Regions from separate parts of the Mus musculus genome. Here region 2 is linked to region 1. The links are chromatin loops, found by intact Hi-C in ENCODE. Cell type or tissue: heart. All regions are shown on one strand. Each heading gives the region's core, and the rest is flanking DNA. Links, peaks and the distances in the headings are about the cores only. Region 1 holds the start of Gm40109 (a long non-coding RNA gene). Region 2 overlaps Atp1a1 (ATPase, Na+/K+ transporting, alpha 1 polypeptide).

Region 1 (11,822 bases), core at 2,604-10,603:
GTCTGGTACAGAGGCCTGTTTAAACAGTGAGAATAAAATGTGTCAGGCTGAACTGACTGACAAGCAGAATGTTTTATTTCTTTTAAGCTGTGTGTGTGTGTGTGTGTGTACCTTGCCTGCTCCTATCAGTGTTCCTCTATAGCACCCATTGTTCTTAACTGAGAGATGGATGCCTGGGCAGGAGCTGTGAATACTAAGAAGGGAGAGAAGCCTGCTCAAGGCCTGGAGTACTTGGTTGACCCCTGCTTCATCCCCCTAAAACTGGCAAGGGGCAAGGGACAGTTCTGGGCAGGGCAGTATCAACATCCCTTACTACCCAGGAAGGACTGGGGAGAGGACTGTGGTCTATGGCTAAAGGTGAGATAGCCAGCCGTCCCTGTGCCTTCTGGGTCTTGTTAACAAAATCGTGTGGCCGTCTTATGGTCTCTCGAGTAATCTCTCAGAATACATTTGCCAACCACTGGTATTTTGGTAATTTGGTATTTTCCATTATGGGAAGAATTCTACGGCTCAAAAAAAAAAGCATTTTCCATTCCTTTGGGTGTTTCAGCGTATGGCTAGTAGTTGCATTTGTTCATGAACGTTTATAGGGATTGTGTACTATCTAAGGCTGTAAGTCAGAAGTGTAAGCAGAGAGAGTTATAGAGGTGGAGGTGGGGAAACAGGAATTCTCTTGAGACTGGCTGGTCAAGTCTTCGTTTAAGAAAAGTGGGCTTCAAGCAGAGCCTGAAGGGCAGATAAACAAAAGAGGGCAAAGAGAAGATGTGTGTGGGAGAGACAGATTCAAAAGGGCAAGCATTCAGCAATGGCTAGGGCCAGCACTCTAGGAGGAAGCCAGTCACCAGCAGGAAAGGGCAGAGCTTTCCTGACACTGGGCGTGTGTTTGCCTGTCAACATGGACGCAGGATGGCATCTTCAGTGGCCAGACGTTCAGTGGCCAGACGAGCGCTTTCACTTCTGGGTATTTATATTTCCCCAGCTACAAAATAAGATGTGGTGATAAATGCTTATCTCAAGGGCTGTGGGGAGGATAGACTCACAAGTGACATCAGGCAAAACACCTCCAAAGGTAACGGTCCCTCCTACCTGTCTTAGTGCGTTGGAAATGTCACACTTGAGACCTAAGGGGATAAGGATCCATGTGCCCTTTACAAGTAAATACACAGACTGGTCAATGGACGGGGAATCTGTTCTCTCCCAGACTGTGGGAGAGTTGACGGTGCATACTGTCTCCGGATGTTTGATTTCCTGAGCCTCTCCTGAACAATGCCACCACTGTCCTGGCACCCTTGGCAAGCGGTCCCATGACAGCCAGGTTCTTGTCACATGTCATTTTCCTGGAGTGAGTCACTGGAGAACCGAGCTGTAGTCATGACCTTCAGCAGAGGGAGGTGAAAGTGGCCCGGAATGAACACAGAGTCGGACTTGGCTTCCTATTCCCTTCCATGGACATTTCGCCCCAGGCCTTGACCTTGCAACTCAAGAGAGTAGGACCCTACTATGAGTGGTATAAACTAATATCCTGCCTCTGACCTCCACACAAAGGGCCTTTGAACCCCTAAGATCTTATCTCTTCCCTTCCAATCTAGCCCTTGCAAGTCTGAGGGAGACTGGAGCTGTTAGAGTCTTTGGTCCCAAAGGGTAACCAGGAACACTCTTGGGTTCCCTCCCGAGAGCAAGCAGGAGTGACCAGACGGGGCAAAAGCTCAACTCTGTGGTCTGACTGCATGTCTTCCTTCTTCTAGTGTGGAAACATGCCATTTATTACCACAGACACAAAGCAGAGCTCTGCAGCATGTACGTCTGTGTGTGACTGTTATGATCTAGCTCCCAGGACGAGATGTGATCTCTGTGGGGGTGATGCCTTCCTGGATAGCTGTGTAGCAGGGGGAGAAGAGGTCAGCTGGTAACCAGGACTCGTGAGTCCATGCTCCTCTATCTGTGACCTTGGGATATGACCTTGTCCAATCTTCCTTCTCCGAGACTGAGGGTCCACATCTGAAAAGTGATTTGTCTCCATCACTGAATTGGAATATTTCCACCATTCCGAGCTCTAATTTTCTTGGCTGCTCAAACACAAAGCCTTAGAGAGAAATACGTAAAGGTGAGACATAACTATAACTGCATAGCTGTGAACCTTGCATGTGAGAGACAGAGCCAGGCTACCTATCGGGACCTCCTCCTCCCCCTCCCCCTCCCCCTCCCCCTCCTCCTCCTCCTCCTCCTCCTCCTCTTCCTCTTCTTCCTCCTCTTCCTCTTCCTCCTCCTCTCCTTTCTATCTCCTGCTTTCCCACCCCCTCCCTTCTTCCCCTTCCCTCTCTCCTTCCCTCCCTCCCTTCCTCCCTCCCTCCCTCCCTCCCTCCCTCCCTCCCTCCCTTCCTTCCTTCCTTCCTTCCTTCCTTCCTTCCTTCCTTCCTTCCTCCTTCCTTCTTTTCTCTCTGTTTCAAGACAGCATCTTGTGTAGCCCAAGGCTGGCCTTTGGCTCACTCAGTAAGTAATCAAGCATGATATTAAATTTCTGACCTTCCAGACTCCATCTCCTACGTTCTAGGATTACAGGCACATGCCACCTTGCGTACGTGCTGCTGGAGATTGAACCCAAGGCTACACTTATGTAAGTCGAGTATGTTATTAACTGAGCTATAATCCCAACCTGGTTCTTTCAAAAAGGAAAACAAGATTTAAAAAGTAAGTCCTGAGAGAAGACAGCAATCTTTATCAGTACCAACTCCATACCTCTCAGCTTCCCATCTCCCCCAAACACAAGCCCAGGAGGGACTCCTGTTGGCAGACCCTACATTTGTATATTCAAAAGGAGCTCAAATGCTTGTTCCCACAAGCTGTAAACAGCCTAGCCAACTTTATGAGTTCCAGCATACCCAGCAGATCATCCACGAGCCATGCACAATTCAAGGCTGTTTGACATTTGTTTCTGGTTTTTTCCTATGGCGCCCTGGCTTCACTCTGCACTCTGTTCTTCAGATGTTCTCTGAGCCCCCGAGGAGGCTGGCGCTAACAGTGCTATTACAGATGCTGCGGATAAGCCGGTGCAGCCTGCTCTGGGGAAGCTTGCCTTCTCCTCGTGGGGAACAAAGAAGTTCTTACCATCCCGCCCCAAGAAAAACAAAATGCAGCTTCCGGGAGGAGGAAGCTTTGCTGCTGAGCCTTGTGAGGTGGGTAGACTTCTTCGGAGTTTTTGCCAAAGGAAGAGAATGTGCCGAGCCCAGGGCAGAGGCACAGAGTAGAGATGCAGTGAAAGCCACTGGTAAGAACAAGTGTTCCTTTGGCCGAGCTTCAAGTGGAGCTGAGCTGAGCTATGAACCTTGGGCAGAGGCAGAGTCAGTGTCTCCAGGATTCCAGGACCTTGGACTTGGGGGCATGAACTGGCAGTCTCCACCAGAGCCGCATAGTGATGGGAGCCGGGTCCTGGGAGAGTAATGTACATCATGTGTGAAGTGGGAAAAATCCAGGGGACAGCACTACAGAAAATCCAGGCCTCTAGTCCATGAGGCTAAGGGGCCATCATGTTCAGTGGAGAGACCATTTAATTTGGATATGAAAGGGCCACTCAAAATGGCATGTGTGTGTATTAGGACAGTGGTCTCAGTTGTTAAGAACAAGTACTGCTCTCGCAGATGACCTAAGTTTAGTTCTCAGCACGAATATTAGGCCTCTCACAGACACCTGAATCCCAGCTCCAGGGTATCCCATGCCATTTTCTTGCCTTACTGGGTATTTGTAGGCACGCACATATAAACACACACACACACACACACACACACACAATAAATCCTTAAAACAGGATAATGGATTGGAGGCTTAATCCCTAGCTTGTAGCAATACCATGAAGTAATCAGATCTTTCGGGTACAATCTTATCAATTAGTTAATTAATCTCTTGATGAGTCATAGCTAAATAGACTGTTGGGAGGTGGGACCCATTTGGAGGGAGTGGGTCTCTGGGGGTGAGCCTTTGTAAAGTATAGCATTTCCCTCAATGAACCCTTGGGCTCCTCTACCCCAGTCTCTCTCCCCTCTCATTTTCCTCTCTTGTTCTCTACCTTCCCCACACAACCCTTCTTCTGTCTCCCTCCCTCTTCCTCTGGTTGGTTCTCTGTGCATTTCTTCCTGGCACTTCTGAAGTAAGTAGTTTTCCTCTACCAAGCCTTACCACAGAGCAAAGCAACAGGTCAGCTGCTCACACCTGAACGTTAACTTCTGAATATTAAGTTGTTTACCACAGTATTTTGCCAATCATGGATGGTGGCAAGAATTAGAAGGAAGGGGCAGCAGAGTGGTCAGCCCAAGGCAGGGAAGATGCTGCAGTTGGGACCTAGAAGCCTTCCCACATTAGGCTTGGTGAATGGTTTATCCTGCTTTGGGGTGGGACACTGTTGTGCAGAGGTTCCTGAGGGAGTTGTGAGCTGGCTTAGAGGAACTGACCTCCTCCTGTCTGCTTTACTCTCTAAGAGAACCCTTAAATCTTAGCCAGGCATATGCATCCTACTTGTATTTCTTATACCTACATGAAGACACATAGCTACATATGGCCATGACCTGATGTCTAGAAACGAGTATTTCCATAGACTAGAAGGCAGACTCCGATGGCTGGAGCTCCATAGCTATCTTGAACCATGAGGTAAAACTTCGTGCCTGGAATGAGGGAGCCATAGAATGCTGGTTCACAGTGAAGGAAGCTTTCCTACGTCTGGTCCACCCTGTTGAGCTCCTGACTTTATTGACATGGGCGAGAAATAACTGTCGATGCTGTTCATGCTTCAGTCTTCTCTCTCTGGCACCAAATTCATCCAGTCTTAAGTCTCTGTAACAAAGCACAGAGAAATGGGGACAGACACTCATCCAAACTGTCTCAGAAGAGAAACGTTTGTGTCCACAAGACATCATCTTCCACAGGTCTCAGCTCCCTAAAGTTCCAGTCACTCATCCAAACACTGAGGTGTGAGTGCAGAGTCTTGGAGGCGGGAGATTTACAGACTCGAGGCCACTGTGGCCTATAGACAGTTCTCCAGTTCTTCAGTGCACAACAAAGTCGTCCTCTCTTGTAGGAGAGCTCATGACCTTTATGTCCCCTTGGCTCATCCTCCTGGATGGACACTCCTCTCTGTTTCCCTGGATCCTAGGCAATCTGGTCCTACCTGATGTAATTGCTCTTCCAACTGGGGGCAATAGAATCTAAGGCAAAGCTGGGTATTGTACACACCTGTAATCAAGGTAGGAACACTGTGAGTTCAAGGTCAGCTTGGACTTCACAGTGAGGCTCCCCATCTCTAATCAAAAGTAGGGACACTGGTTCTTGAAGTTGAAATTGGATGTGTGCACTGCCTTTTGTGAGCTGGACCTTGTAAGTGACTAATGGCCTCTATACAGAAAATCTTTCGGGTTGCCTCTGAGGTTTGTACTGTTTAGCTCCTTAATGGTTTTTCAATTCACGATGCGGCATAGCGTGTGATCCCTGTGCCCTGAAGGATGCCTTGTTCCAAGTCCCGACTGAGGGAATGGAGGATGATGGCTACAGAAAGAACAGCCAAGTGTGGGGCCAGGGCAAACATTTACAGGTGGCAACTGGCTTGATCTTTATTTTTGTCATTGTTTAGAGACAGGGTCTCGCAGCATAGTCTTGTCTGTTCTGGAACTTGCTATGTAGACCAGTCTGACCTCAAACTCTGAGTTCTTTCTGCCTCTGCAGTGCTGGGATTAAAGGCATGTGCCACTACACCAGGCATGACACTGGTTTTTGGAGGGAGTTGGCAGGCTCTGTTTACAGAGCTTCTGAGGCTCCAGTCAATGAGTGAGAACATCTAACAGGTTCTAAGTGCTTGCTTCGGGCCTGGTAATGATGTCTTAGCCCTTCAATGCATCACTTGGCTGCGAGCACACAAGGTGGGGGACCTGGGAGCTGGAAGGGTGAGGCCATCTGCCCAGTGGCAGTTAGTATGCGGGAGAATTGTCACTCCAGTTTCTTACACGCGTTCTCACGACCGGCCAGGAAGAACACAACAAACCAGAATCTTCTGCGGCAAAACTTTATTGCTTACATCTTCAGGAGCAAGAGTGCAAGCCTCCCATTGCTTACATCTTTAGGAGCCAGAGCGCCAGAGCGCCAGAGCGCCAGAGCGCAGAGCAAGAGCTCTATTGTTTACATCTTTAGGAGCAAGAAAGCAAGCCCCAAGCCCCAAAGCCCCAAAGCGAAAGCGAAACCCCCTCCCTCTTAAGGAGAGTTATCCTTCGCCTAGGACGTATCACTCCCTGATTGGCTGCAGCCCATGGCCGAGTTGTAGTCACGGGGAAGGCAGAGCACATGGGGTGGAGAACTACCTTTGGCACATGCGCAGATTATTTGTTTACCACTTAGAACACAGCTGTCAGCGCCATCTTGTAACGGCGAATGTGGGGGCGGCTTCCCACACCAGTTCCCCCTGTTCCACAGCCCTCAACTCCACAGGAGTTGATTCTTAAGGACCCTGGAGCAGTTCCTTCCTTGTGAGCTCCCTCTTATCAGGATGGATGTTGCCGCTCTCCTATCAGGATGGATCTCTGCATTTCCTATGATAGGAGTCCCACACTTGGCGGTTGTCTAAGATCACCCCTGCCAACAGGGGTGCCATTTTCCATCTTGTCCTGGGGTCAGCTGAGGGCCTTGTGCATGCAGGCCCTTCTACCACCCAGCCTCCCAGGCTTCAGCCTGTTGGAAGGTTGACAGGGCTTCTTGCAGTGTTTGACGAATGAGCTGGAGTGGTTTGGGAGTTGGGGAAAGCTCTGACTTGGGGCATTTGCCAGTTTCCATCATGTAAATACTGCTGCTGAGACCCATTTCAAGCTGACACCGCAACCTGTAAAAATCCTTTATACGTAATAATTGGCAGTGGTGTAGCAGGCTCTGGTGGATCCGGGCCCAGAGACTTCACAGTCGAGAAGAGGGCCAGTCTGGGTCCGAATTCTGGGACCCCAAGGCCTTGACAAGCTGTGTTCTGGCCCCAGATTGTCAGCCTTCCAGGGCTCTTCCTTGTACCTCTCAAGGGTCCCATTGTAATGGGATGGGGGGGAGGGGCAAGGCAGACTGTGCAGGACTCCAGGAAGGAGCACAACCATGCGGACAGCAGGTGGCAGCACTCTCGTGGTCAAAGATGTGCATCTCCGCCTAATGAGGGGCCTTTGTTCTGAGCCAGAGGCTGTGTCACCAAGAGAAAGGCCCCACAGGGCAAGCTAATCAGCCTGTCCTTAGCTGACCTTCACCTCCCAGAGCCTGAAAGACAGGTCCCAGAACCCTGACAGAATGAGAGTCACTGAAGCAAATAGCGGACACACACACACACACACACCATCACAGGCACCCAGTGTGGTCAAGAAGAGAGCTGAATGCAGCACGGGTCTCCAGGCTTCTGGAAGGCAGTTCTCTTTCTCACCTGCTGTCATCGACACATCTCATTCATCCTCTGGGGTTCATTTTCTGCTGGGGTACCCAGTTGTTTTGTTTGCCCTGGACCGTCTGGACTAAATAAGCAAAATTCTTTCTCCTGCTCAACCCTACTGGGCAAATGGACTCTGTGTGTGTGTGTGTGTGTGTGTGTATGTGTTTCAGCCCTTGAATAGCATCTGCCTGACAGGGACATTGTAGCTTTTGCTGTAGGCATGGCCATGGAAGAGAAATGTCTAGGCGAGGTCAGGACTGGCCCAAGTCTACAGACAGGATTGGATGTCATTCCATTTTCAAAACTTGCCCCCTCCCCCCCCCCCTTTTGTCCCCAGAGGTCAGGGTCCAAACGCAGGAGAGGGAACCTGGAACAGTATGATTCCCCCTTCCCTATCTTGACCTCCCTCTCCATCCCACATATGCAGCCTGGATCTTGTACAAAGTCCATTGGCCATTTAGCTCACCACAGAGGACTCTCTGTTCCAGGGGAGAGTGCAGCCACTCACAGAGGCAAGGTATTGGGAGGTGGGGACGGCAAGGCAGGTTGGAACCTCCTCAGCCACTGAGGAATGGAGGAGGGGACTCAGTCCTGGTGTGGTGTGACATGTCAGCTTCTGTCACTCTGGTACCCTCTCCCCCTGTCCACCACTTCCTTTTCCTCTCAGTGCCCACCTTGTCCTGGAGACGAACTACAGCTGTGACGTTGCACGAAGGCAGGCAGCTTTTCTGAAACCAAGACCCAAGCACAGGATTCTTTGCTCTGCGTGTCAGGAGGAAGGGCAGCGGTGCGCCAGGGCTCACGTTCTGTACAGACTGTCCTTATCTAGTCTCCGGCCTTATCTCAGTTAGCTTTTCCTGGCACTCACACTGGTGGCCATCCTGGGCTTGTGCCAGTCCCTAGGAGCTCAGGCTCCCTCCCGTCACAAGTGTTTGTTCAGTCCCACTGGTCCCTTCCCTAGCTGGAGAGTAGCGGGCGGTTGGAGAAGCCACTGCCAAATGGTGCCCCTGAAACTTTGAAAGATGAGAAGAGGGTCACGTCCTGCCGAGTCAGGGACAGTCGTGACACATTCCAAGTGGGTTGTCAGATCTGTCACCCACCAGGAAAGAGTTGATAAGTATTTAGAAATAGACTTTCCATGGGCTTCTGGCTTCAACCTTCTGGACAGCCAACCTCTTCACATCAAAGTATGCAGTGCTCGTATTTCATTCCACTGGAGACGAGTTAATACAGGCAAAGCCCTGTTCTGGATAAAAATTGACTCTGCAGGTAACATCCTGCTGATTCTGGTTTTCTGACCAGCACTGGGTTTGCTGGAACCTGCCTTGGAGACTAAGAGCTCTGTGATTTTTTTTAAAAAATAAGAAGTACAAAGGCCCCAGGGGCCTGGGACCATGGCTCAGGCAGTGCTCACCTAGCAAGCCTGAGAACCTGAGTTAGATCCTCCAGCATCCACATAAACAGCCAGGCATGGAACCACCCAGCTCTGAGGAGGTGAAAACGGGAGGGTCCCTGAAGCTCATGTGACAGTCTTGTCAAATCAGTGAGCTTCGGGTTTAGTTAGAGACCCTGTCCCCCAAAAGAAGTTGGAGAGTATCAGAGTAAAATACCCAACATTGGCCTCTGGCTCCACACATACCTGCATCATGGATCCACACCCACACCCAACCCGTGCCACATACATATACCCACACACATACACACACACACAGAAGCATGGAATATTTTGTCTACAAGATAGTGGCCAAGGGGTATTAAATGTGTTGAAGAAAAGCTAGATCTGTAGAAAGGACTTCTTGCCAAATACACCAAACTTTAGGTTGACAATTCGGCCAGGATGCAATCTTCAAAATCTCAATGGGACAATGACAGCCCTTACTGGTGCCAGAGGTCTTTTGCTCCATTGCCATATTGTCTGCTGCTCCACCAAAGCTTCATGAAGGACACCTGGAAGGTGCCACATAGGTATGGAGACATCGTTGGTACTAACACCGTATATATCCTATGGACCCACCTATACATCTACCCTATGAGCCCCCATCTATTGACTAGAAACACAAGTTTCTCGAGCTGCCCATGGCCCAGTCACAAGCTGGGAAGCTAATGTATGGTGGAGGATGGAAGGAAAGGTCCCAAGAACCCCTGCAGTTTTCTTGTTTGGTTTGGTTTGAGACAGGGTCTCTATACACCCCTGCCTGTTCTAGAACTCACTATGTAGACCTGGCTGGCCTTGAATTCAGAGACCTGCCGACCTCTGCCTCCCAAGTTCTGGGATTAAAGGCACGTGTCACAATGCTTGCTGCTCTACCATTTTAAAATGTTTATTTATTTTATTAATTAATTTATTATATGTAAGTACGCTGTAACAGTCTTCAGACACACCAGAAGAGGGCATCAGATCCCATTATAGATGGCAGAGAGCCACCATGTGGTTGCTGGGATTTGAACTCAGGACCTTCGGAAGAGCAGTCAGTGCTCTTAACCGCTCCAGCCCCAAAATGTTTATTTTTAATTGTGTGTTTATGTGTCTGTCTACGTGCACATGTAAGTGCAGGTACCCACAGAGTTCAGAAGAGGCTATCAGACCCCTGGAGCTGGAGTTACAAGTTGTTGTAAGCTCCCCAGTGCTGGGAATGGAACTCAGGTCTTCCTGACAATCACCACAACTTCTTAACTGACGAGCCATCTCTCCAGCCCCTGCTCTGATTGGGGGGAGGGTAATTTTAATTAAATTATTATTATTATTGTTATTATTGAGACAGAATTTTACTCTACAGCCTAGGCTGGTCTGGAACTTATCATGATCCTCCGACTTCTGCTTCCCAAGAGCTGAGATTACAGGTGTGTACTATGGTATGTGGAGTGTTCAATCTCTGTCTCTGTAGCCCTCCCTCCCTCCCTCCCTCCTCTCTCTTGTATAGACAGGATCTAGCTATTTACTTCATAGTTTCAATCCTGTTGTCTCAGCGCCTTTCATGCTGGGATGGCAGGCGTGCACCACCATGGCCCATGGGGCCTTCCTTCTGCTGTTGCATTTCTAGGTGGCTGAGGGTCCTCTGAGCTACCTCTCTCCACCTCTGTCCCTGCCCTGACCCAGCCTGTCCTTTTCACCTATCCTGCCACCTGCTTTGCAGTAAGAAACCAGAAACCCCACACTACTCAGAACATGGGGTTCTCTGGGTCTGCGGGGGGAGCTGTGCAGGGTGGTAGTGAGGAGCAGGAGGGAAAGGCTGCATTGCTCCTGTCCGGAGGACTCTAGGCTCCAGCTGTCCATGAGGGAGGGAACAGGCTTTTAATTGATAGGAAGTCTTGCTGCCTGGATTTACTCATCTTTCTAAGCCCTGCCCCCTTCTGTCCTGCCTGCTTCAATACCACCACCCCCTGCAACAGAGTTCACTGGGTGCTGGGCACAGAAAGGGACACAGCTAAGTCCCAGCACAATGAGACTCGTACTGTAATGTGTGGTGGAAATATATAAACCCAGTTCTGAGAATTAGAAAGTGTCTTGTTCCAAACACAAATGCTGGGGACTGATCCCCAGGCCTGTACTGTGCATGCCAGGCAGTTGCTCTACACTGAGTACTGGGGGTGACGTGGGGTTTCAGGATAGTAGAAACCGTTGCCTAAACAGGTTCCCATCCTATTGCGCTGCCTGTCCGTGGGATCCTCACAGGTGAAAGTCTACAGTGAGGACTGCTTGCCCCTTGGCACTCTTTTCTTCAGGGAAACAACCAGAGGCACAGGCAAAGGTTGTGTGGGTGGGAGTCAGGACGCGCCGGTGACTCTCTGGGACAGTCACTCCTGCAGTGGCCATGTGGAATCAAGTTTCTTTACCAGTGGCATTAATGTGGGCAGAAAATTAAATTTTGAAGCTAATTTTGGACATAATAATCTAATTAAAAATTTGCATCCATCTCATCGAATACAATTTAACAATAAAAAAAGACAAAATATTGACATATACTTATTATATTCAGCAACTTGGCAATTCTGTTGAACAAGGAAAGCCAGTCTCAAAAAGCCACATACTTTATGGCCTTGTTCTGTTATATTTTTAAAATGCTCAAATTCATCTGGAGATAAAGAATGAGAATCCTCTTAGCAATTAGGGATTGTAGAGAGGGGCTGGGTGTGGCTATGGGCAGCTGGCGCTGTGATGGTCCCAACAGCTGTGGATCTTGAGTGTGGTCACCCACTGCTAAACAGGTGATAAAGTCTCAGACAACCGAGCATTCATAGAGAGGAATGTGATGTGTACACGGAGTGTGTACGTGTAAGACTGGCTAGGTCAGAGTGAGCTGTGGACTACAGCAACATCTTTTCCTGATTTGCATAGCACGCTATAGTTTTGTATTTGTATTTGTATTTGTATTTATTTGAGGGGTTGGGTGAA
Region 2 (11,822 bases), core at 2,829-10,828, 91 kb after region 1:
AGAAACGGACATCACTCATCCAGGCTGGACAAATTCCACCACATCTTAATACAGAAGAAATCTGTTTAGAATTCAATCTCTCCAGCCTTCTCCCCAAGTCATGATGTCATGAAGATGGTAGGGACTTCCTCCCATCTCCAATAAACAATGTAAAAAAACAAAAACAAAACAAACAGAATTTATCAAGTCTATCTACCCTCCATACTACCTCCAAATTACTATTTTCCTCCATTGCCCTCAGCTGGGTTACATGATAACTTAAAAACATGATATGCTTTGGGGTTTCTGATAAACCTGTGCTAAGGTTTTCTCTGTCAAAGTTTACCATGTGATGTGGAATCAAAGACTGCACAGAAATAAATATAGACGTTGGCAGCTCCCTGCAAGAGGTTCATGGCTGAGCCCTGTACCCACACAAGCTGATCAGAGCGATGGCCACTGCTGCTGTCCCCGGGCATCTTACCGTGACAGTGGCCAGCAGACCTTCTGGCACGTTGGCTACGATGATACCAATGAGGAAGATGACAGCCTCGAGCCAGGTGTACTCAAGGATCAGAGAAAGGATGAAGAAAGACACCCCCAGGAACACGGCCACCCCGGTGATGAGGTGGATGAAATGCTCAATCTCTTCAGCAATGGGGGTCTGGCCACCTTCTAGCCCAGAGGCAAGCGTGGCAATCCTGCCCATCACGGTGCGGTCCCCAGTGTACACGACGATGCCACGTGCGGTTCCTTAAGAGAAGGTGTGAGGGGATCGTGTCAGCCAGAGGCCAGAAAATGTGCTTGGTTTCAGAGAACACACACATGCAGATTCCTGTCCTTTATTTAAACAGAACCAGCTTTCTGGGTAGCTTGCTGTCTGTTTTAAAGCAGAGTCTGGTGACAGCACTGGTATACACCGCCAGGAGAGAAGTCACACTGGCCTGTTGCTATCAGCACAGACCACTGTGTGGATCAAAGAAAAACTTCCTGGGCTTTCCTGGCAGCAGGGGAAGCCTCCCTCTCTGCTCTCTGCTAAGGAAAGCTGTCAGAACAGAGCCAATGAAATGAGGAACTGTGCCCTGCCCCCTCTCCCTCTTTCTGTTAATACCCACACTAATACTCAGACATGCCAAGGAGTGCCTTAAATAGCCCCACCTTCCACACAGTTGGTTGAGAAGAAGGCAATGTTCCTTGTCTCCAAGGGGTTCTCGTTTGTGAAATCCGGGGACCGAGTCTGGGGTTCTGATTCACCAGTGAGTGAGGAGTTATCCACCTGTATGTGAGGGAAAATAGCATCAGGTGATTCCCCAGTCTCACCACGGACCCAGGTCTGCCGAGCCGAGCTAGCCAAGAGAGGTCTCCTGGTTCAGCTACCTTGCAGCCGTTTGCAGATATGATTCTAAGATCAGCAGGGATCCGGTCTCCCCCTTTCACCTCCACCAGATCCCCGACGACGACATCCTCCGCATTGATGCTCATTTTCTCTCCATTTCGAATCACAAGGGCTTGCTTCAGAAGGGAAGATGGTTGACACCGTTAGAGGGAGCCCAACAAAGCAAGGGTAAAGCTCAAAAATTAAAAAACCAAGTTACAAAAATGCGTGTATCCCAAATTACCTGGGTCCACAGCAAAGATATCACTCATGTTTATATAAAAACACTGCAGCTCAACAGTTACCCTAGGGCTGTTCTCACAAGACGCTGCCCTTGCTCTCGGGGACAATGTCACTTGATACTTGGACTATCTTAATGTCACACTAACTTATATTGTGAGAACTGTCAATCTCTCAAAAGGGAAGGATGAAGCAGTGGGTACCTGAGGGACCATGTTCTTGAAGGATTCCATGATCTTGGAGCTTTTTGCTTCTTGATAATAGGAGAAACAGCCAGTTATGATGACTACAGCAGAGAGCACCACCCCGAGGTACAGCTAGAAGTAAAAACAGACAAGTTAGGCCCCAGAGGGAATAGTCAGGTAGCTCAGACAGAATAGAAAACACATCTGGAGGGGCCACAGCTTCAGGAATAGGGAGCTTGTGTCTTCACATTTATCCCTCTAGAGCCTGTGGGCAGGAGGCTCAGACACAGAGAAAGTTACAGATTCCTGGCCATTGACTTAATGAGCCTTTTCAAATCTCCTAGGTGAGTCGATTTCTCCTGCTTCATGAAAACAATGATATCTTTCCAAGAACTTCTAAAGGACAAACTTTTCTAGGCAAGTCCAGCACACCTAAGTGCAGAGCTGAGCTGTGCCATCAAGCAGTGGGAGGCAGAGCCAGGCAGAGCTCAGCAGAGCTGCAGGCACCCTCAGGCCAGCAGAATGACCCAGAGTGGGAGAAGAAGGGACAAATGTGAGCAGGGATGACCAAGACGGTCTGGGAGGCAACAGCGCTACCGTAACTACACAACTCACATCATCGTTTGGCGGTTCCTCTTCTGTAGCACTTCGGATGCCATAAGCCAGGAAACAAAGAATGGCCCCGATCCACAGTAACATGGAAAAGCCTCCAAAGAGCTGCCGGCAGAATTTCACCCATTCGGGAGTAGTGGGAGGGGGTGTGAGGGCGTTGGGGCCATCCCGGGCCAGGATCTCAGCGGCCCTTGCAGGTGTTAATCCCTGAGGAGTAGAGAGGCGTGCATCAGACAGAGCACACCAGCATTCAAAAGCCATCACGCTCTTCCAACAAGAAATCCATGGAAGAAACAGGCTCTTGGCCGCAGAGCCAGGTGAAGCCTGGTTAACTCCCCCAAAATAAGCAGGGAATCTCAAAAGACAAACAAACCTCATTCCCCTAGGAGCCCGTAATGCCCTAAGACCTCATTTAAAACTTCTTTTAAAAGGAACTGTGGAAAATCTGAATCAGGTTGCTTTTTATACCGAAAAGATCTCGGTTTTAACAAACTGGTTCGGTTTTGCATGTCAGGAGCTTTGAGAGTTTTCTGTACATTGATTCTATAAGGGGGAGGGGGAAGCCTAAAAACAGGAGAGCAGGAAAATTTTTCTGCAGGAATCCAAGCCTCCCTGAGTTAACAGCCAAGTTGTAAGTACAGAACTTCATTCTCACAATGGTAATGAAAACACTGGCCAGGCAGTGAAGGGCTCACCCACACGCATACTTCAGCTAACTCCTGGGAAACCTGTCAGCTTAACAGTGCTCACTGGAAAGGCCACTGCATAGCCGTCTGCATGGTCTAATGGGCCTTAAAACCCATCTCAGTGGCAGACAAGACTCACATTAAGAGGAGAAAACAGGATTACTCTTGTACTACTAAAATATCAGCTTAGAAAGAGACAGAACACATTTCTGTCTAAAGTGTGCCTCTATGGACGTGCTGTCTGTTATTTTTAACTTTGGTGCTACCTAGTAAGTGCGAGGAAAGAAGAAACAGCATGAGAGAAGACCAGTGAATTATTTAGCATCCACATCTGCGTCACGTGCCTGCTGCTAGCTCAATAAAACAACCACCTAACGTCTGAGCCCCGTCTACACCCCTAAGCACTGGGTTGGAGCCTGCTTAATTTAATGACCATCTCTTACAGGCTACTAAACCCAGTTTACAAAGTAAAGGGCCCACAGACATAAGAAACTAATAAAAACAATAAATAGGTGAAATGCTTAGAGAAGGCAGCCTGGCCCAGTGGGAGCAGAGAGTCTGAGCAGAGCCTAGGCGCTCTCTGAGCACAGGGGCAGTTGTTCCAAAGACTCAGACTGTCACTAAAATAGTGTCATCCATCTCAGTCACTGTACTGATTGTGACTGTGACAGCACTCGCAGACGAGTTCTCATAGCAGTGGGAGAGAACTTAAAGATACAAAACACATTTTGGAGGGAAGGTGTGTTTTGAGATTTGTACATAAGTCGTACCTCAGGGTGACAGAAGTTCTGACACACCACCATGAGCCAGGCTGAGAAAAGTACAAGGACACTAACTGCTAAAAACCCAGCTAGCAGCTGCTGTATGTCTCTCAAGTTTTACAAATATAGACACTTTGAGTGAAGGAGCCTGGCTTTGGAACCACCTACAAAACCGGGTGCTCTGCAACACAGAGAAACTAATGTCCACTCCAACAAGGTTTCAGGGAAGAAACGGCAACAGAGAAGTCCAAGTTCTGTGCATGTCACACAGCCAATGGCAGCTGTCAGTCCAATCCTCCTAGTAAGGTCTGACCTAAGGTGGAACACAATACCACAGGGAAAACTATGATTTGCTATGGCAGGCATCAAACGGGTACCTACTCGGCTCAAATCTGTTCCGTATTTACGATGGAGTTCATCCAGGCTGAGTTTATGGTCGTCCTAAGGGGGGAGAAAAAGAATTATACATCCTAAAATCAAAAGGAAAAAAAGCACCCTCACTCCTCATCCCTATTGAAACTTCCTTCCCTCAACTGCCTAGGCTAAGCATCACCCTCACGACTGTCTCCTGAGACAGCTTCCTCTCCAACGCTGGGTGACATTTGCTGAATTGAGTCAGAGAAACCCAATGCCTCTTGGGTGTCTAGGACTGTGGCTCTCAACCTTCCTAATGCTGTGACCCTTTAATTCAGTTCCTCATGTTGTGGCGTTCCCCAGCAGTGATGTTTTTTTCACTACTACTTCACAACTGTAATTTTGCTATTATGAATCATACTGTAAATAAATACCTGATATGTAACCCCCGTGAAAGAACCGTTCGACCCCAAGATGGATGGCAACCCACAGGTGGGGAACCACTTGTCTAGACGGGGCCCTCATCTGTCCAGGTTGGCTAGAGATGGGTTAAGTCACGGAAGCCTCCTTAGCTTAAAGAGGCTGCAGTAGCAGCATCCTTCAGAGACAAGCGTAGACTGCGGTATCAAGAATGCTTCCACTGCTTATGGAGGGGAGACAGAGACCTTGCTCAACCCTTTAGTAGCTTCTAGAATGGAGACTCTTCAGCACCAACCCGTCAGTTCTCTGCCCTAGGCCGGTGCAGAAGCATACACCCACAGGGCTCAGGTGCAATGGATTTTTAGGGAAACCCACAGAGCCAGTTTTCCTCCCAGCACTCACCATAGACACTTCCTTCTTGAGCTCATCCATATCCCTTTCCTTCTTGGCCTTTTTGCCCTTTTTGTCACCATGCTCCGATACAGCGGCAGGCTCATACTTGTCTCGTCCAACCTACAGACAGGAGGAGGGGGAAGGGAGAGAGGGTGAGCTCTGTGCAGCGCCTGGGAGGGAACACAAGGTTGTGCAGGGTGTGTGTGTGTGTGTAGGGATGGAAGCTACAGGGACACAGTGGTTTGGAACAGTCACTGGGTTAATATTCAGCACAACACAACCTAGCCTAGGGGCTTATACAGGGAGGCACCTAAACAAGGCCATGGACGGTGGATTACAGCCACTAAAGACATCTTGTGTCCACCCTGGGTTATACAGAACAATGGGGAAGTTGTAACAGGCTTCAAACAGCCTTGCTAGGGCAACTCCCATTTGGAATGAACAGTGGCTATAATGTTAAAATCCCTACTTTGCAGTCTTCTGCCTTGCCTACTGAAGGAATGAAACAATGTTTCCATTAGTGATCTTGAGGCCAGTCCGGTGCCTAAGTTTGCACTGTCAATCAGACAGACACTGAAGTCCTGGGCCCTACTAGCCACCAGTTAAAGAAGTTTGAGGGAAGTTACCAACTCCCTAAGGACCAATTTCCCTTTCCACAACACGACAAGGACAGTCAGCATTCCTGAGGATTTAATGATACATCTAAGTGCCAGTCACTCTGATTTGATGATTAAATTCTTTTCGATGCAAAGCCATTATACACAGTTTAAACACCATTAATGTTCACATAAAGATATTGACCACATTTCATTTTTTTTTTCAGAGAGAAACAAAACATCTAAAGGTCCACAAAAATTTTTAAATAATGCTACAAAGACAAAAAAGAAGAAAATGAAAGAAAGGGAGTCTCCACCCCATTCTGTAACCTAAAATAAGATCTCCCCAAATGAAAGGCCCTGGAAATGTTTTGACACAAGCAGGATGCAGGGAGAGCGCGTGCGTTACCGTGTAATTCACAGGATCCACCTACGCCTCTCCAGACTGGAAGGAGTTGATTCTATAGTTTAAATTTAGACTGTTCCACTCCCTCACCCTGTTAGAGTGCTCGGCAGATCTGTATGAAACCAGAACTTGGTACTCCAAAGTCAGGCAGTGGAGAGGGCTCACCCCTGCAGGCCACCTCCCTTGCCTTACAATGAATGCTTGGTAAAACCCCAAAGCGTGTATTTCAGGCCCTTATAGTTAGTACGTAGCAAATAAAATACGCATTCACTTGACTTTGGAAGGCTCCAAAGAGAAAGCCTGCTCAGATTAGTGGGTGTTGGAGAAGTGAGTAGTATCTGTGACGCTATTCAACACCATGTGACTTGACAAATGACTTCTTCCTTGAGAGCAGGGCACTTGAATCTTCACCTTATCTGCAGAGTGGAGTTGGGCAGAGTGGAGGACAGTCAGCATTCCTAACATTCTCTCTCTGCTATGGAGTCAGCACAGCTCCAAGGGCCTCTCGGAGTGGAGCTGTGTGCTGGAGTTAGGATGGAGCGTGTTTCTCTGCTTATCTGACGGTAAAGCCATTCCATAGCTGCCGACTTGGCTCCTTTATGTATGTGACCAGATTAAACTGATTTTTTTTTTCAAGACAGGATTTCTCTGTGTAACAGGCCCAGATTGTCCTGGACTCCCTTTTGTAGACCAGTCTGGCCCCTGCCTCCCGAGTGCTGAGATTAAAGGCGTGCACCACCATGCCCAACTTAAACAGACTTTTAAAATACACCCAATACATTTTTAAGCAAGTCTCATTTCACGGAAATACGCTTCCATGAGGAGCAGTGTTAGAATCCCCCAGCCTCACTGTCTGCGTGCTTCGGTTATTCTTAGACTTCTCACATTTTCCACGGCAAGAGGGAGAAGAGAGATATTGGCACAGCCAGCCCATTCTGGATACCTTCCAACGTTTATCAGCCATCACAAAGGCAGTGTGTTGCCTGTATCTTCACAGCTATTGAGAGTAAAGTTGAGGAATCTACATTTCCTAATAGCCAAACTCCTTTATAAATTCATGCTATTTAAGGCACTTTTAAATGGGGACAGCTGTAAAAGGGACATGGAAAGTATTAACATGTAAGATCACTTCTTCAAAATCTTAATTTTTCCAGTAGGTAATTTTTGTCTAAAAGAACTAGGCAGCTTATCCGATCAGTTCTTGCCCACAAGTAAAACAATAATTTAATGTTAATTCTTCCTGGTGTGGGTCAAGAGATCCTTAGGTTCCTATGGGCACTAAGAACTGTAATTTCAAAGCTGAAAAAGTATGCGTTTGTGGTGTGGGGTAAGACAACATTTTCCTTATTTCTTTTAAAAACAAAGGTCACAGCAGGGAGTGGTGCGGTGTTCCCTCCCCTCCCTCCCGGGCTCCGCTGACCTTCCGGCTCGTTTGGGCACCAGGCATGGAACTTCTCCTTTCTCAATTAGAAAAACGAGATTGCTTCTTCACTCAGCACCACAGAGCAAGAACGACTAACTCCATTGACGCCCTTTGAGTGTCTCTAGCTTATCTGGAAGGGGCATTGAACAGGCTGTGCCATCCTCAAAAGGGCAGTTGGTTGCAGGGGAGTAAGTTAGGTTATTAATCTTTTCCATTCTAATTTAAGAACTAGGAAGTTATAGCAAGGCATTATTTACTCCATGTGACACTTCAAGGCTGGGTGTGTCACTATTTCAACCTATGTGTCCTCCAGTTTCCACCTTCCCAGAGATTCCTAAAGCTACTGTGCCTTTGGACATGAGGAAGATGGAAGGAGAAAACCCTGGACGGGGAGAACAAAGGACAAAATAGATATGTAACAAGACTTTATGTTGGCCCTCACAATAAAGGAACAAGAAATCCCCGTGACCTTTTAGAGTGGAAAATCTTCCTTCCTCTTCTTCAGTTAATTCATCACTTACAGGAGGAAATGTGCTTGGGGAAGGTAGAAGACAGCTGCAAATTTACCAATAATTACAATAACATGAGGATCATACACCCACATAGTTCACACACACAACTCACATACTCTCACACCTTTCTCACACATATACACTCTCATACACACACTCACAAACACACTGTCACATCCACACACACAGTCTCTCACACTTTTACACAAATACACTCATACATAGTCACACACCCTTTCACAGTCACACACACACACACACACACACACACACACACACACACACTCTGCAGTGAGATTTAAATAAGGACCTTCCTCCCCAGTAGACTGCAACTTGATGCCTACACAGCCACCAGCACCGCCTCTGCTTTGTGCACTAGCATCTAGGGGTGCCTTCTAAGGCTTCCACTCACCAGCAACACCTCTGGTTCTACAGCCAGAGAACTCAGGAGGCCCTTACAGACTTCTGAAATCCCCTCTGATTTGCCCAAAGGGTACTTGGAAGTCTAAGATGCCCACTCCCATTAGCGAGGTCAGTGGATGGTGCTTTCAATTCTGGCCCATGTCATTACCCTAGCACCGCCACTTGCCAGCTACATGACCTTGAACAGTCAGCCTTAGACACCAGCTTTGTCACAACTATTAACTTACCTAACACAGTCTGATAGTTTGGTTAGTACAATCTGAAAACAGAACACCTAACAAAACAAAACAACCCCCACATTGTTTCCAGAACTGAGAACAAAAGCTTTTGACTAGCAAGAGAGGCTACCAATATGGCAAAGTAACTGCTCCAAATGTTGCTGATTCACAGCTGGCCAAGAGGGCTGTGGAGACGGCACCTTCAAACTCAATTTGGCAAACTCCAATTTGGCAGGGAAGTCAGACACAGCCTGATTCAGCTACAGAAGGCTCTGCCTAGTTTTGGCCAACTGTTAGTAAAGAGTGGGGGAGTATTCCCCAATTTTCCTGGTTCTCATATCAAAACCTCAAACTCAGCTCTGTCTGAAAAGGTCACACACAGCACTATACAAAGGTCACTGTGATAACCCAGTCACTACACACATTACTGCCATTCCTTGATTCCTATAGAGGTAACTTTCAGAAACATGTTAAAGAAAGTATCACTCTGGCCTACTTTGCTACATTTCCAACTGATGCTCGGCCTAAATGGCTTCCTGTAGGTTCATCTTTCTAGCTGGGGACCTAAGGGATGTACCAAGCCTGTGCTAGGTGGGAATTGGCAAATGGAAGACAATGGGTAAACAGTGAGAGGCCTTTAGCTGTTCTCCAGCCCACAGTGATACTTTTGGAATAGCAATTCTCTGCAGAGGAGGTAACCAAGGGGCACCCCAACCACGTACGGTGCCACAGGTCCCTCCTCTCACTCCTGAAGACATGCATGCTGGAAATGTACTCCTACGAAGCCAGAGCACTGGGTCCTTTGTGAACCCAGTTCAGTCCCTAAACTTGGGCTGCATCCATCAGTCACAGGGCCGTGATCAGCCACTGGGTTCCCTCATCCCATGGGAACATCATCTAACCTGCCTCCCTGGTGAATTCTTAAACAACCCTGCTAGTCCACCCTTGTGGCCATGGAATGTACCGTGACCATTTGAAAAAAATAAAAATGGTAAGAGTAATGTGAAGAATTCCTATATTTTAAATTTTCTTCCTCTTAAAATGTATTTTTTTTTCTTCTACTTACTAAAAAGCACCAGCGCCATGGGACATTTGATCTCTCCAAGAGACCTGAATGAATCAAAACGTCTGCTCATGCCTTAACATCCTCCACCTGCCCTCCCCTATAACCCCCCTTTTTCCCTCATTATTCTGGTTTGAGAGAGAAAAGCTTAAAAACTGGAACAGCACTACAGAGGGGCTGCCAGTTTCCAGGAAGTCCTGATCACTCTTTGATAGGTGGTTTGGAGCCTAGGAAGCAAACGGACTGCTGAGTTGAAGAGGGCAAAGGTGCTGAAAGCCTACAGAAACACAGCTTGGTGCCATGGAAGTGAGACAGAGAGCATGCAAACAGACAGGTTGTGCACCCCAACTGCCCCAAGGCTCTGAATAACACCAGGACAACAGACTGGAAAGATAAACACCAGGGCCCAAGGATGACAAACCATTACAGTGATTACTAGACTAGTTCCCCAAATAACGAAGGCTCCAAAGATAAAGCCTGGCCACCATCAATCAGCCTTTCAAATCACCAGCAGAGACTATGAGATTGCTGTTACTAAGTGGGGTTTGAGTAAAACCTGCTAAGAGACAGTGCCCAGATGCATTTCACTGTAAAATCACAAAGCAACTAAAGAATGAGGTCTATTGGATTAAAAAAAAAAAATCCCTTTGGCTCAGGACCCAAATGAAACCAAATCAGGGTGAAAGTGTGTGTGTGTGTGTGTGTGTGTGTGTGTGGTTTCCTCTTTTCTAATTCACAGAATCTGCTATCCCATACACCCAACAAATACATGTTAAGAATGTCTTATGGATTCCCGACACCAGATTTCAGCACGGCTAATGAGGTGAGTCATATGCAGAGAACACTCTCTCTGACTCCAGCCAAAGAACACACTTCCTCTCATACTCTCAATTCAAGGCAAAGTGAGAATGTTCAGACCCGACTCTGCTTGTTAGTCCCCACCCCAAATACACATATAAAGGAAGGAGTGTTTAAAGCCTGTTGCATTATAACATTCCCTTTACTTCACATTAGTACCCCCTAGCCCTAGTCTCAGAGTAATCTAGAATTAGACAGGGCTGGTGAAAGTCTGCCCAGTGCTTTGTTATGCAAACCCAGCCACTCTGATTACTGGGAGCCCATCTGATCTGACACTCGGATTTCTTCTTCAGGTCTGTTGGCTGGCAGCCCCCCTCCGCACCCCCCCCCCCCCCAGGCACCAGTGTTCTTAGCTGAGAAACTGCCGGTTTTCCCTATGACACTTTTAAGAAGTTAAAAATGACCACTGATCACGGTGAAAGTCTTCACTTGAAACGTGAATGTTGACGGAAAGTCTAAGATGCTGCTGATTGGATTTGCTTGTTGGACAGTGATACAGTGCTCAGTCATGCCAATGAATACTTCCTTTTGAGGAGCAGTTAACAGGACTTCTCAATATTTCCCTATCGTTAATATTTCTCAGGGGAAGGAAAACTGTTACACAGCTTTGAAAGGGCCTGGAGAGCAGCGCTTACGCAGATCTGTGTCCCCCAGCCCTGATGACTTAGGAAGCCCCGGCACACTGGTATGGCACTCACTCCACACAGCACACAGATGACTCTACTTGCTCTCAGGGCGAGGACTGTACATCTGGCCAGACCAGAAACCAGAGCTCCCAGGCTGTGCTTTTTCAAGAAACCTGCTTGTCTTCAAATGAAGCAATACTTTAACTTAGCTTTTCATACAGAGTCCTTCAGGGCTGTTTAGTTAATGGTTCCCTCTCATTATTGAGGTACTCCTAAAAGAACAGTCTGTGGAGAAGAGAAGTCACTTCTCCGTGCACTTGTTGCTAAGTAATCCTCAGGCGTTGGTTTTGAAGAGTTCAGGGATGGATCAGTGCGAGTGCCAAGTCTCTTCTCTAACACTGGGCCTGCTCTTTATTCTTAAATGTGATTCTAAGTTTTAGTCCTCAACTGGATAAACACCCTACTAGACCTTTATAAAGCTTTTTTGGGGGGTGGGGTGGGGTGGGGGGTGTTTTCTATCATCTTGGGTTTAAAAAGAGCAGCCTCCCGGTTTCTTATTCTTCCACCCCAAGGTGAGTCACCATTGTTACAAACTTGCCAGCAGAGAACGCTACAAATTAACAAACAGCCAGCGGCCAGCCTTATAATAGGGGGTGGGGGTGTGTGAGTGCTGATAACCTTCCAGGCAGGGA

The links. A loop is a pair of places that touch in the nucleus more often than their neighbours do. Peaks named below come from ENCODE experiments on the same cell type or tissue, not always from the same donor. Only the 100,000 strongest peaks of a DNase experiment are listed, where the experiment ranks them.
Region 2: a loop joins it to region 1, with 3 times the contacts of the local background. A loop is called at or near these places in 16 of 42 quality-filtered maps.

The regions. Positions count from the first base shown.
Region 1 is chr3:101,499,234-101,511,055 of GRCm38, forward strand. Gm40109 (a long non-coding RNA gene) reads right to left here and starts at 8,613. Exons shown (of 2, transcript XR_867517.1): 1 at 8,104-8,613; 2 at 2,694-3,426. In heart, for the core only: a CTCF peak has its summit at 7,127 (motif pointing right); DNase peaks (open chromatin) are centred at 7,198, 7,998 and 8,338; H3K4me3 peaks cover 884 bases; H3K27ac peaks cover 4,677 bases.
Region 2 is chr3:101,589,984-101,601,805 of GRCm38, forward strand. Atp1a1 (ATPase, Na+/K+ transporting, alpha 1 polypeptide) reads right to left here. Exons shown (of 23, transcript NM_144900.2): 2 at 5,015-5,125; 3 at 4,220-4,279; 4 at 2,395-2,598; 5 at 1,798-1,911; 6 at 1,357-1,491; 7 at 1,138-1,255; 8 at 464-732. Among named protein-coding and RNA genes, the nearest start is that of Atp1a1, 8.8 kb to the right of the region's middle. In heart, for the core only: no CTCF peak of the experiment used is centred there; DNase peaks (open chromatin) are centred at 6,938, 7,468, 8,428 and 9,408; H3K4me3 peaks cover 5,522 bases; H3K27ac peaks cover 7,037 bases.